2 separate regions of the Homo sapiens genome follow, and region 1 is linked to region 2. Evidence: chromatin contacts called from ENCODE Hi-C or POLR2A ChIA-PET data. All regions are on one chromosome and are shown on one strand. The core of a region is the stretch at or near the end of the contact, and the rest is flanking DNA. Distances in the headings are between cores, read along the strand shown.

The links. Hi-C counts contacts between places; a loop is a spot of excess contacts on that map. ChIA-PET counts read pairs that join two places held with the same protein, here RNA polymerase II (POLR2A).
Region 1: a map of endothelial cell of umbilical vein shows a loop between it and region 2 (2.7-fold over the local background). The contact joins the enhancer-like site here to the promoter of NPAS3 in region 2. A Hi-C loop is called at or near these places in 1 of 168 maps with a recorded cell type or tissue (endothelial cell of umbilical vein). POLR2A ChIA-PET finds 5 or more read pairs at or near these places in 1 of 52 experiments (SK-N-SH).

What each region holds. Positions count from the first base shown.
Region 1 is chr14:33,562,969-33,569,399 of GRCh38, reverse strand. All of the region lies in intron 5 of NPAS3 (neuronal PAS domain protein 3), which reads right to left. Among named protein-coding and RNA genes, the nearest start is that of SNORA89, 140 kb to the left of the region's middle. RefSeq lists an enhancer at 4,335-4,864. Within about 2 kb of position 4,464, at least 2 of the 41 ENCODE cell types and tissues checked have a DNase peak (open chromatin) inside an H3K27ac peak, as active enhancers do; they include endothelial cell of umbilical vein, where a contact is called at or near this core.
Region 2 is chr14:32,936,198-32,943,424 of GRCh38, reverse strand. It overlaps NPAS3 (neuronal PAS domain protein 3), which reads right to left and starts at 4,546. Exons shown (of 12, transcript NM_001164749.2): 1 at 4,059-4,546. The coding sequence starts at 4,108.

The DNA of each region.
Region 1 (6,431 bases), core at 3,215-5,714, 630 kb before region 2:
CAGGTATCTGTGTTACCTCTGCCAAGGGCCTTGAACTGCCTTGAAAACATCCAATCTAGGCCATATTTTTTCCTTCCCAGGGAAAATTTCTTTCTGCATACATTCTCTTGCTCTCAAAAAGTTTGCATAGTTATTGAAAGTAATAGATTTAATCTGCCAGCACATTAAAAATTAACAGCATCAGAGAAAGTTTTTGTCTTATTATTGAATGTGGTGAATTTGCAGCTGTAGGAGCCTGAAAGGAGGAGACGCCCAGAGGAAAACCTGGTGTGCTGCTTTAGTGAGTCATTTTGGAAATTATTTATATCTGTAGATAAAAATGCAGTAGGCACGAAAGCCATATCAGAAAGAAACAAATTGTATGCATTTATAAACATATATAGGCATGTGAATAAACACATATTCACACAAAAATGCATCAAAAGATACTTTAAATAATTCAACTGCTATCAGTCTCTTTAACAATGATGATTTTAAGAAAAAGAGATTATATCTTTGGACTGTCATTCCAAAGAAGGGAGTGAGGATGAAAGATAAAAAGCCATAGGGCATTTGTTGTCTAAAACTGACATCAATTTTCAGGTTACCAGCCTAGTTCTAGAACTTATGCAAAAATCTAAAGTCAATTTCCTTATTACAGTCCTACTGAAATTATCACTGAAATTGTTGCCATGTTACTTCTGTCATGAAACCTTATCTTCTTATGTAAGAGCTAAAACCCAATATAGATTGAATGTGTGTGTATAGAAATGAAATTTGGATTTCACATGAATTTAATGATTTTAGACCTCCTTCCCAGAAGGTCAAGTTATTTCTTTTTCTTCATATGAGCAGTTTGCATTCACTCATCATTCTTATAGGGTCCAAGCTAACTGAGAAAGGATAGCTGGCTTTAGTGTAGAGGTATTATTTTGCATATATTGCCCATATAAGCACCGCATTATGGACAGAAATTATCTTTACTTTCTAACTTTGCATAATAAAATAAGCCATTAAATTAATACCATATAGAAAATACTGCTTGTCAGGCAAAGAAATGCATATTGCTTTCCAGAAAACCAGGGACATTATATTGCCAACGCCTGCATGAATAATACATGGGTTAATTCAGAAAAACACCGTTTCATTATTTAAATATGAATAAATTACAGACTTAGAATGATGACTAAATTTTCTTAATCTTACTTTTGCTCAGTGCTCTACTTCAAAATGAATCTGAAAATACTGTTTAATCCACACAAATAAAATGAACTAGCTCCTTACAAAGTATTTTTTTTCTGACTTTAGATCTCTTCAACTATAAAATGAAGAATACTCCATCTTCCTTTTTTTGTCTTGCTCACTTTAAGTCCAGAAATTAAGAAGCAATGTAGGTTTTCGATTCATACATTTGAAAATGGTAAGCTTATCTTGAATTATCCTGAGATTCTATGATTCAGTCTAACAAGAACAGCTCGCTGTGCACAAACTTCCTGTGTTTTAGCCTCACTGTCTGGAAAAATATGTTCAAAGGAACAAATAAGAATAACATGATTCTCACGTATGATGACGCACATTTCTTTCATTCTCTTTCACAGATAGTGGTCTACTCTGAAGACCTGTTAAAAATCAGTCCCATTTGGGCACTGATGAAAGCATGAGGAGAGAAAGAAATGCACCTGTAATAAGAAATTAATTTGGAGTTAAAATAAGTAAAACATCCCCACGCAGTGCATTCAGGCTAAGCATAGAGTGACAGCCAGCAGATTATTCTACCGATTTCTAATGCTGGAAATTCGGATGGCATTTACTAGCATAACCTTTCAACTCTGAGCACATCAATAGAGGCCGACAGTGGCTTGAAATATGATTCCTTGCAGATAGCATATCCTCATTCATCTGACTGTGCTGCTCTGTGCTCCATTGCACAAACAGCGTCTCACCCACTTCTGAGAGGACACTAATAAAAAAGGCATCAATTTTCAGCTCTAGTACTACTGTGATCTCTTTATATGTTCGACATCCAACATTAAATTAAAATGCTGTTATAAATCCTACTTTCTGAATCTGGAATGAGTGTTGGGTTTTTGTCGCATGAGACTGCAGCAAATCTTGTCAAAAGCAAGGAAGCACGTCTTGTTCACTCAGAATTAATGTTGTGGATGAAAGAAGGAGGTAAAAGGGGTTGAATATGGTGAACTGAGGGTGTCAGAGGCAGTGGGGACTGAAGCTTCAGGGTGCCACACCAGGCAGGGTATTTGCTGCTTTCAAGAAGTGGCTAATCAAGAATTGTAATTATCAACGACAAGCTGTGTGGCAGGAAGATTACTGATCAACAGACATACACATCCACACATCCATACATATCAACAGAAAAATTCTAGGCGTAAAAAAATTGTCGATTATTACCCTGTGGAAGAAAAATACTTTCCAAACACCAACGGTCCTGAAGAAGCCCTGTGGATTCTATCAAATCTCTGCAAAGAGGCTGCCACTGGGATTCAAAGCCAAATAGCACAGGTGACATGTTTTCTGGGCCTTATGTCATTGTTACATAATTTTAAGGTTATAAGAGAAATACCTTAAATCACTGGATTGCAAGAGAATAATATTGTTAGATACTGACATGTATGACTTAAGACAGTTTCAGAAGGGTTCTATGTAAAGATGACAGGGGAGGGAGGAAAATAAAACACCCTGCAACTACAGAGAAGAAAGAAACTGGTAAGGTTTTTCCACTCTGCTCAAGGTGGCGATGCATTATAGGAGAACATTAGGGATTTTTTCTACTCTTTCTGATGAAAAGATCCCTGCCAATATAGATGATCACCTAAGAACTATGAACTAAAAGGCATTAGGAGCTTCAACAAAGATACAGAGCACAGAGCTGTATTCTTCTGCCTGGCTCGTTCATAATTATGGATGAAATAAAGAGGCGTGTTTGCCTATTTGGAAGGGTGGGGTGGAAGGAAAAGGGGGGAAGAACGAGCAGTTCAATATCTGGATCGAACAGAGGAACTTTTTCCCCCAAGGATCCTGCCGGGAGGAACCTTGACATGCACAAAGTCAGAACGTAGACAAAGTTGCCCTGGTGAGAACGATAAGGTCACCCGTGGGATTGCTGAGATTATCTCTGTCAAGCACTCGGACAGCATGCAGTCAAATGATGCATCATGCAGTCATTTTCGGGGGGGAAAAATCAATTTCTTCACCAGGTCGCTATTTGCTTTTCAAAGTGCCCTTGTAGGCCTTCACCACCAAGCATTTATCAATTTAAATGTTGTAAATTGATAATGTGCCACTGTGCCTTGTACTGTTTCTGAATTATTTTGATACTTATATTTTCTCAATAGTCTCCAAACCCTCAGAGCTTCCACATTCAAAAGGGCATTTTTCTTTGTTACACCCAGAAGTGATGAACTTTTCATGATTAGTGTACAGGAGACAAATGTAGACTTGCTGGTTGGGGTGGCAGGGGGGTGGTCACAAGCTGCAGAAAATTATATATTTTTCTGCTTTTTTTTAAAAAAATTAAGGTATGTCTACTTGAAACGTTTTGAAAAGGGGGGCCATAAAGCAGTATTTGCATTCATTTATTAAAAGAACTCCAGTTATCCTAGCATTGAATACATTTAGAACACCAACTGCAAAAATGCTAACACTTGGCTCCATCATTGTAATCCCTCTGCTGTGTTGAAATAATACCTTTTTTGTCTTTATATTCCAGCTCTTTAGGATGTCATGATGCCAAACAAGAATAATAACTTACAAGGAAAGCTAATGTCTTCTTTTTTTTTTCAACCCCACTAAAGAAATATATATATCTTCTACAAGCAGGGAAGTAAGAGTATTAGCCACATACTAACCTCAACTTGATTTGCATTGAAAAACACAGAATGGAAGAGTGAGCCTTGCACTTTGGAAAAGCAAAAGAAAGACATGGCGGTTGCAAAGCATCTTTAACCTCCAGTGATTTATTGGCCCTCGGCCAAGTTATCAGGGGAATCTAATTCTTCTTTATTATTCAAATAAACCACATTTGGCACCATGGTTCCCTTTCAGAATAGCTTCACAAATAGACTGAGCTCTGTCATTTATTTGACCTTGTACTTGTGTGCTGTAGCTGTAATTTTATTTGCCATTTTATATAACAAATGCAGAGAAATCTAAAATATGGAGATGAACAACAGGATAAGGAAAGGAGTTTATGGCAAATATATCTGCATGGCTTAAAAAAAATACCAAATTTAAAACAACCACTTACCCCCTTTCACCTTCACCTCTATTAACTCTTATTATAATCTGCAGCCACCCTGCCCTTTTCAGCAAGCTGCCTTGAATCAAGCCAATTTGTAACCTTGTCTGCAGCTACCTTCTGGCTGGCTTACAATAGTCAGGAAATACCTTATATAAGGGTGAGGACTTGGTGAGAAAAAGGGAAGTGACTCATTATGTGCAGGAGGGGACTGGAGGCAGTGGGGGGTGATTAGAACACATTTCAAGAGAGGTTTTAGCTGGCACGTAGGGTATTTTCTAATGGTATCACCCCATACAAATGTGTAAATTTCCTGGCTTGCTCTAGATCTCATTTTTGTTGTAAACAGGACCCTATATTAACTTGAATGCACTTTGCTGGGATAGGTGTGCATCAGAATTATCCTGTCTCACCTCACTTTCCAGAAAAAATGTTTTCAGAGGATGTGAGTCCAATTGTATTCTCTGGTTAACTGAGTCTCTCATGTCCTCTGCCTCTGGCAACGATAATGTGAATTTCTCATGAGGGCTTAGAAGAAAATGCAGGATGTGAGTATGGGTGAAGGAAAGCCAGTTTGAAACCCTGTAAACCACCAAACTAGCCAATGCTATTGTGAGGCCTGGATGCGGGAACAGAACATCGCTCTCCGATGGTCTTCCGCACAGCTATGGCTGGCGGGGAATGGGCTTCTGCCTGCTTATGAGATTTGTAATTTGGGTCTTTGTGTTTGCTGTGTAGATCACGACAGCCTTGCTGTGAATATGGACTCCAGTGGAAGCAAATCAATGTCATAATCTACAGGTTAGCTCTTCCAAAATCCTACGTGAGATTTTCAGATTTCAGTCCCAGAAAAACTTTGCCTTCCTTAAGAAACAATGGTTTTTCATTTTTGATGGTTTACTGGATTTCCCTTTTTGCTTTGGTTACCATGAAGCTCATGGTTACATCTGAAACTTTAATAAAGACCATTTATAATAAATGGTCTTTTTATGAGCCTCTTTGTTGTGTTTTCCTACTATGTGGTAACAGTTTACCTACTTTTGCTTATCTCCTTTTCCTTATTCCCTAGTTCTATTTTGACATTATTTTTATCATATGTGTTTATGTAAGCTATTTGAAATCCTTTGTGGAAAGAGGAGAGTATAAGCCAACAAATAAATATTTCTCTAAGCTTTAAATCCTGTATCAACTAGAAATACTTTTTATTTATCATGTAAAGTCTCTTTTGGATTCTTTGGCGATTAAGCCCCTTACATTTTGGAAGAGATTTCATAAACGCTGGCTATATATCATTGCTACATTTTCAGTGTTAGGGAACCCATTCTGTTTTCTTAATTCATTTTCACTTCTGCCTGTTCCATTATAGCTAGAAAGCAGAGCTGTCATGAACAGCTCTGAATGCCATCATCAGGTATAACAAGTTATTCAGTCTCTATGCAAGCCAAACTCAGCATCAGTATGTGGGAATCTTCCTTTAAGATAAGGCCTCTTGGTGAGTAACTGGGCATCATTTTTACACAGGAAAGCAAGTCAACAGTGCATACTTCTATAACCTGAAACCAGTTCTTGGATGTTGTTAGGTTAAATATATACATCTCTCCTCTCTCTCTCTCTCTCTCTCTCTCTCTGTGTGTGTGTGTGTGTGTGTATGTATGTGTATCTGGCAAAGTCAAGAGGACTGTTGAGGAGCTTCAGAAATCATCATCATTCACTCATTCCCATAATTACAACAAGATGAGAATACTTTAAAGAGAATACCTGGCATGCACATGCCCTGGACACCAGGAGCTGTCCCACCCAAGGGAGAGTCAAAGAGAAAATCCGCTCTGGCTGTCTCTATCCCCATGCTACACAACAGAGCTCAGTAGAAGTTTCCCTATCTTGTTTTCTTGTGAGCCAAAAAAGAATCCTAATTCTATCCTGAGCATAAGCTGTTTTAAAGCCACCACATTTATGTACACATTGAAAGAAAATAAAACTGAGGAAGGGATATCTTGAGAGTTAGCAATACAGACATAGCTATGCTCTGTAACAAACTGACATGCTCACAGTCCTCCTGAACAATTTCACTGGACAAGTCTTTGATGACAGAGTTACACATTGTCTTTATTTAACAAAACTATTTGGAAAGGAAAGGAGGGTCCATAACTTTACAGATTCCTTATCACTGTCTAGAATTTGATAGAATAACCACTTA
Region 2 (7,227 bases), core at 3,297-5,796:
GTATAGGGCCAGCCATTGGGTAGAAGAATTACAGGGGAAGATCAAAATTCATATGACTAAAATTATCAAACTGCTCCAATTTCTGGATTATATTTGAAGTACAGTATAAGTCTTACCAATTGATTGCTGAGATATTAATTACACATCACTTTTAGCCATATTTTTAAGACTATATAAAGACACAGAAACCAAAACCTTACTAATAACACTACTAGGTGAAAACACCTCATGTAACTTTAAAAAAAAAAAAGTATCGAATAATGTTGAATTCAAGTTTGCTCATTTGCTCACTGTAAGGAATCAAATCTAGTGATTGGCATATTGCACATGTGGAGTAGTTATATGTCTTTCAATTCATAAATCAGAAATTGGAAATCTGAAAAGATGTTGTAATGAGGGAGGGTCTTACATAATAAAGGTCATTATAACTCCTGGCTCTGGAGCTATACGATCTAATATCCTCTCTGGTGGATCATGATATGCCCATGCATTACAGTTCTTGTTGACAGTCTGTTGCCTTGGAAATATTTCATTATTTCAGTTTTTCCATTTGTAGACCCTTGGCCTTGTGATATGAAGGCCATCCTATTTCATATTTTCGATTATCATTTAAGCAATCTTGTGGAGCTATTTATATATATAAGCAAGTGTTAGACAATGCATATAATCATTTATCACCCCTATTTAAGCTTATACTGTAGATAGAAATACCTCCAAAAACCAGTCTCCACCACCTTTACTTTTTAAACCAAAAGCCTTGTGCTACTGGGATACGCTTTGCAAATCAGCATGGGCATATCACATGCTTGACACTTCTCTCTGTCTAATTTTTTTGGTTATACATCCACATAGTAGAAAAACTTTGTGGTAGTGCTATATAATTTGCAGTCTATTGGCGTTTAAAGAAAATCAAACAAGTTTATGTACACAAGGTTTTCAACTTGTTCTTTCAGGCTCTAAAGAGACACTTTCTGTATATGTAATTCAGAGAAATGTAAGGAGCACTAAATAGTAACCAAAGACATTATCAAGAACGAGCTTATTTTTCTGAAATTTACATTATAAACATTACTATAAGGAAATGACTTTGGTACTGTATTACTATACACAGGTTAGACATTTCATAAATAAATGAGACAATTCAAAAGATATATTTTTCTCTGTAAGTTTCAGATTACTAATATATTTGAAAAGCAGTAAAGAATAAACTGTCCATAAATGCCTCTGTGAAATCAATGATTTTGAAAACATTTTTTTAAATAAATAGGAGGATACCATTTAAAACATATCCACAGAAAGTCATCTTTTATAAACATATTTGTGTTCAACTGCTACAAGGAAATACTTGTTAACCAACAAGTTCTAGGCACAATGTGCAAATAAAGGTGGAATTACTCACTTACTTGAAGCAAGTATGAAAAACAGCCCCCTCCTAAACAAATCATCTGATTTCCCATTTCTCATTACAAAGCCAAATCAACTTACATGTGTAATGTTTACACTTAAAGTGTTAAGAGCATTTAAAACCCTGACAACAAAGTGAACCCTTGGGGCATAAAACAACTGTTTGGATAAGGGACCAAGTTTGCGGTTGTTGCCTTTTGAAAGGTTTAGTTTATAACTCCTTCCTTCCTATCTTCCACAGTGCTCCTGCCCCCACCCCGCTGTTATTACTCCTCCTTCTCCATACAGGTTAAACCTTCTCAGATCCAACCTTTAAAATGACAGCATCCAAGCTGAACAAGAAGATGCTATTAAAGGGCATTAAATTAAATACAGTATATCCTCCTACAACTTCAATCAGAATTTCAGACCAAGTGTTATTTAGTTCAGCTCTCAAGTGGAGCAGAATAACAAATCGCACACTTTGATTTACCTTCTTCGAATGCCAAATGGAGACAGGTGATAAAGAACGCACTCATGCACAGGCTATGAAGTTTCCCCTAGAAATTAATTCTATCTCCGAGATTCTTATCTCAGAGAAATTCCTAAAATGGCACACGAATAGGCCTTTGCTAGAGAGATTACTGGGGCCATCCCAGTAAACATATTTATTAACAACAGAACTGGGAAGAAGGAAGGAAGGAAGGAAGGAAGGAAGGAAGGAAGGAAGGAGGGAGGGAGGGAGGGAGGGAGGGAGGGAGGGAGGAGGGGAGGGGAAGGAGGGAGGAGGGGAAAGGAGGGAGGAGGGGAAGGGAGGGAGGGAGGAGGGAAGGGGAGGGGAGGGGAGGGGGAAGAAAACCAATTATAAACCTCAGATTTCAAAAAGTATTCATCTTCATGTTAGATAAAAAATAATTTTTAAAATCCTTGCACAATGCTCTGAGAAATTATTTTTTCTACTACAAGAGTAAAGTGTGAATTCTTCATGAAACACTGATACTTCTTAAGAAGTAAATACTCATTTTAGCTGTATGAGTTGTCAGATTTTCTACAGTTTGGGAGCAATAGTTAATGCTATACACATTTAACATCTTTAAAAACTGGATTATGTATGATTTACTCTCTGATATATGATGTTTACAGAATCATCTAGAGTTCAGAATTAGTCAATTATGTATCTACTTAACAAAAGTATTTCCTTAATCCTGACAATTGTGCCTTCCCTATCGTATGAAAGAAATAAGCAACAGTACAATAGAAGCCTTTTAAATGAATGGATGTCTGAATATCCCCTTATCGTCTTCTGATGTAAGCTATAGGTTAAATATTATGTTGCATCAAAAATAAAACTATGTTATAATAATTAAATCTTGCAACTAAGCACATCCTTTGTCTTCTTTTCAAGTTCACTTAAGCCTGTGAGGAAAATCAACGCGCCTGCTGCGGGTGGGGGTGCATATATCTTACTGTATTTGTTTTCCTCATGAATCAGTGGGTGACGTTTCATACTTCCTACTGCGCCTTTCCTCTTCGGAGACAGAAAGAGATATCCACTTTGCTCAAACCAATATGCTATATGCAATTAATGTCATTAACGTTGCCAATTAATAGTAAATAGGATTCCAAAGAAAGTAGGCTGGGTGGACAGCAGGAGGGAAAACCACGTTGGTGGTGATGGGGAGGGGGTGCTGAGTTACTCTGAAAATCTATCAATGCTACTCACGTAGAACAGTTACGGGTATTTTGAACACAAACTCCCTTTCCCTGTGGCTGTACTAGTTTAACTAACTTCAAATAGACATGCTCGACTGAGCCCCTTGCTTGGATATGCAATTCTCACCAGGAACTTTTTAAAACACAGATCCCCAAACAGTAACTAACGGGGCATAGATGCTCCAACTGCTGACACATTTTGGATCTCGCTGTTTGTTTGCTTATTTGGATTTGAGGGTTTTCTTCTTTATTTTTCTTTTTCCTTTGGGAGGGGTATGGAGAGGAGGGGAAGATGAGAGCGGAGGGCAGAGCGGGAGACCCACAAGTTGCCGAGCGGAGGGCGCAGCCCGGGAGGCAGGGAGGCGGCGGCCGCGCTCCTCTGGGCTCGGCCCGGCCTAGCTGCTCGCGCGGAGACGGAGCCGGCCCCTCCGCGACACATTCCGGGCCTGGCGCGAGCTCCGCGCTCCCCGCCCCCGGCCTCCTCCTCCTGCTCCTCGCCTCCTCCCCCTGCTCGCCGCCTTCCCTCCCCCTCCCCAGCCTCATTCCCTTCCTCGAGAGCAGCTGCTAGGGGACCTGCGGCGGCCCCGGGGATCCCCGGCCCCCCACCCTCGCTGCTGCTCCCGTCACACGGCAGCGCCTTCGCATCTGTTTGTTTCTTTTTCTTTTTCTCTTTTCTGTTTCTTTCTTCTTTTTTTTTTTTTTTTTGTCAGTGAGTCACTCTATTCGCCGAGCCGAGGAGGTGCGACTGCTCAGAGAGCCCGGCCGCCGCCAGAGCCTCTCGCTGCCGCAGCCGCCGCGGGGACAATGCGCGGGGCCCCGGGCGAGCGCTGCGCCCAGACGAGGTCCCCGCGGGCTCGCGGCCCAGGAGGCGGGCGGGCTGCGGAGAGGGGCCCTCGGCGGCGGAGGCGGCGGCGGCGGGAGCAGCGGCCCGGCGGCAGGTTCAATAAACAGAAAAGTGTTACCGTTCTCGCCTGGAAGGATCCTGCTGAAAGCTGGGCTTGGTGGGCGCCATCTTCCTGCTATTTTTTTTCCTCTCTTACTTTTTGCCTCTCTCCCCCCTCCCGGGTGGGGGGCGTGGGCGGGCGGGGGTGTGCGTGTGCGTGGGGTGGCGGGAGAGTGCGGCCGTGCGCGGCGCTCTGGGCTGCCCGGCGGGCGGTGGCCGGGGCCGGGGCCGTGGCCGTGGCCGTGGCGGCGGCGGCGGCGGCGGCGGCGGCCGTGCTGCTGAGGTGGGGAGGCTACGGAAAAGTAGTGGGGCCGGAGCCTCGCGGGCGGCCGGCCGTCCCCTCGCGCCGCCGGTGCTCCCAGCCGTGGGTCGCCGCTTCCGCCGCCGCCTGCGCCTTCTCCTCCCGCTGCTCGCCCGGCGCCGCCGCCGTCCATGCGCCGCAGAGCGCCCGCGGCCCGGGCCGCCCCGGCTCCCGAGGCATGCCCGGCGCGGAGACAGGCGACCGGCGGCGGCGGCGGAGGAGGAGGAGGGGGAGGCGGCGGCGGCGGCGGGGGGAGGCGGCCGCGCGGTCCCGCGGGCAGCCCGGCCCAGGGCCCCGCCGCCTCCGGGTTCTCACCCCCGCGCCGCCACCCGCCCCCGCCCCCGTCCCCCGTCACCCCTTTCTACCACCCGGAGCAGCCCGGTGGCAGGTGGGGCGCACACCCTCCCTGCGGGGGGCGCGGGGTCTAGGCCGGGAGGAGCGGGAAGGGGGAGGACACGCGGGGGGTTCCAGCTTGACCGCTGTGAAAGTATTTCTGGGCATTTTCCAGCTGCTTTGCTCCAGAGCGCTCTCTCGTACGCAGACACACACCTCCCCCCCCTTCTCTCTCTCTCTCTCTCTCTCTCTCTCTCTCTCTCTCAATTTCTCTCTCTCTCTCTCTCTCTCTCTTTCTCGTTGGGGGACTGGGAGGCTCGGCTGCCGGCGCAACAACGCCACTCAGTTGCAGTTTCAAACACTTCCCTTCTCTGGAGTATTGCAGCCAGGAGGAAAGAAAGAAACAGAAAAAGGAACTGGGAGGCCACAGGAGCGAGCTGGGGCAGGACACAGTCCCGGGAGCTCCTTGGGGGCAGCGGAAATCAATACGGATGGGGGGTGCGCTGGCCCAAGCAGATGGGCCCAAGAGCCCCGTGGGCGGTGCAGCAGCAGCACAAGCACCTTGTGGCTCTGGCGCTCTCAGCAGCGTTCCCAAAGCCGGAGCATCTGCATCAGTCACGGACGTACAGGAGTGCAGACCCCAGGGTTCACAGGTGAATCCCCGCGCGTTTAAACTCACATACAGAAGCCCCTCCCGACTCGGGTCCCGGGACTTGGGACCGGACTGCCACCCTCTGGGATCTAGCCCAGCCGCACCCCGGTTTGACAGTTCAGCAAGGCCTAGAGAAAGGCTGGCTACTCAGTGCAGGGCCCGGGCTAGAATCCTGTTACCTGGGTAGACCCTGGTCAGAGCGTTTTCTCCACTAAACCAATCAGAAGCGTGTGGACAGCTTTTTACGCAGAGACTTGGGTCAGTCATGTGTCAACCAGGCAAGTAGAAAGGACTCCCAAAGCATTTCCACTTTGAATGAATGAAAGCGCCTGATGGAAAACATCAGTCCTGTGTGAGGTTCTGCATTTGACTTTAAGCTTAAGAAAAAAATAAAGACCTGAAAAGGGGTCCTCCATTCGGTCTCTACGACTCCAGTAAAGTAGGGCTGGGAGTTGGAAACTTCCAAAGGAACACATAAATGTTTTTCGTGGTAGAGGTGTTTAATCTGCATGATGGTGTTTAAGTTCTCTTTGGAGTACACTCTACAGGTAGGAGAGAATGAGAAATGAACTGGAGTGGAGAGTGTTATGGACAAGATATACATGGGCTGGCAGAGAAGGGAAAAAGTTGCCAGTTCAAAGTTTTGGCTCCAGGACACCCAGTCTAGGGGGTTTCTGCCCGAAGATGACAAATGAGAGAAGCTTGTAGTCTCCCAAGAGGCCACTCTTTGCTTGAAAAACCCCCCACTCCTGTCACTCCCGCGGCGGACTCCTCAAAAGTACTTAAAAATAATTTTTTGGTAAAATGATATGTCACCATTCACTTAACAAACAAATCCAGATGGAAACAAATCCAAGCGGAAACTAAGTCTGTCCTTCAGAACCCCACAATCCTGTTGAGGTGCCAGAGGACAGGGGACTCCTGACTCAGACCCTACCTCCAACACCTGCCAATGACCTTGACCTACACGGCTCACTCTCTGCCCCCCTCCCCCTATTTTGACTAAAAGACAGTAACAGGTGTCATCATGTCTTAGTAACAAAATCAAAGAAGGCTACATTTTTCACAGCTATCATCTTCTCTTCTGCCAATATAACATAAAAATCGAAGGAGGGAATAATACACCCCAAAGGCTAAAGTTTAGAGATGCTAGAAAAAAAAAAAAAAAAGCCTTAGTCTTTAGAACTGCAGTGGGATTCAGAGACTTCATAAGGTGCCCAAATTCAAAGTTGAAAGTGGAAAGCACCAGTGCAGCTCTCAGTGCTGAGGTGGCAGACTGTAGGGGACTGCCCCTGGTGCTCCTGCCTTGAGGGAAAATTCTCTCTGAGGTGATCTTTATGGTAAAGGATAACAACACTCAGAGCAAACCTGATGGCAGAAAATTCCTAATCCCCCACCCTTTTATGCCCAATTTATATGGTATAAGTTAGCTCAAGTTCCCGGAGGTCCCTGAAATCTTCCAAAGGCCATCTGACATTTCTGACCCTTGACTCCCTACTTCACAGACCATACTATTGTGACCATTGCCTGCACTTCCTAGTTAAAGTGACCGCCAGATACTATTGTCATTTAAATGTTGTATAAGTGACCAAAAAAACATACCTGAACCATGAAAAGGAAAAATCTAATTCTTTTCTAGTCTTTCATGTTTGAAAGAGTCCCAGATCTTTTGTATTAAAGATTCCTGTAATCACTGAAGTAAAACAAGACTAAAATAATTTAAATCAAAAATCCCTTTGACAAGGAATAGCCCCTTTTTGAGTTATTTTCCAAACTCTTTAAAAAAAAAAAAAAACTTCAGACAGTACACAGAGCATATAATGAAGTCTTCTACAGAATATTTGGAATACTGGACATCAACTTGGAAAACACTCAGTGTGTTATGCAAAATCTGCTCTGGTC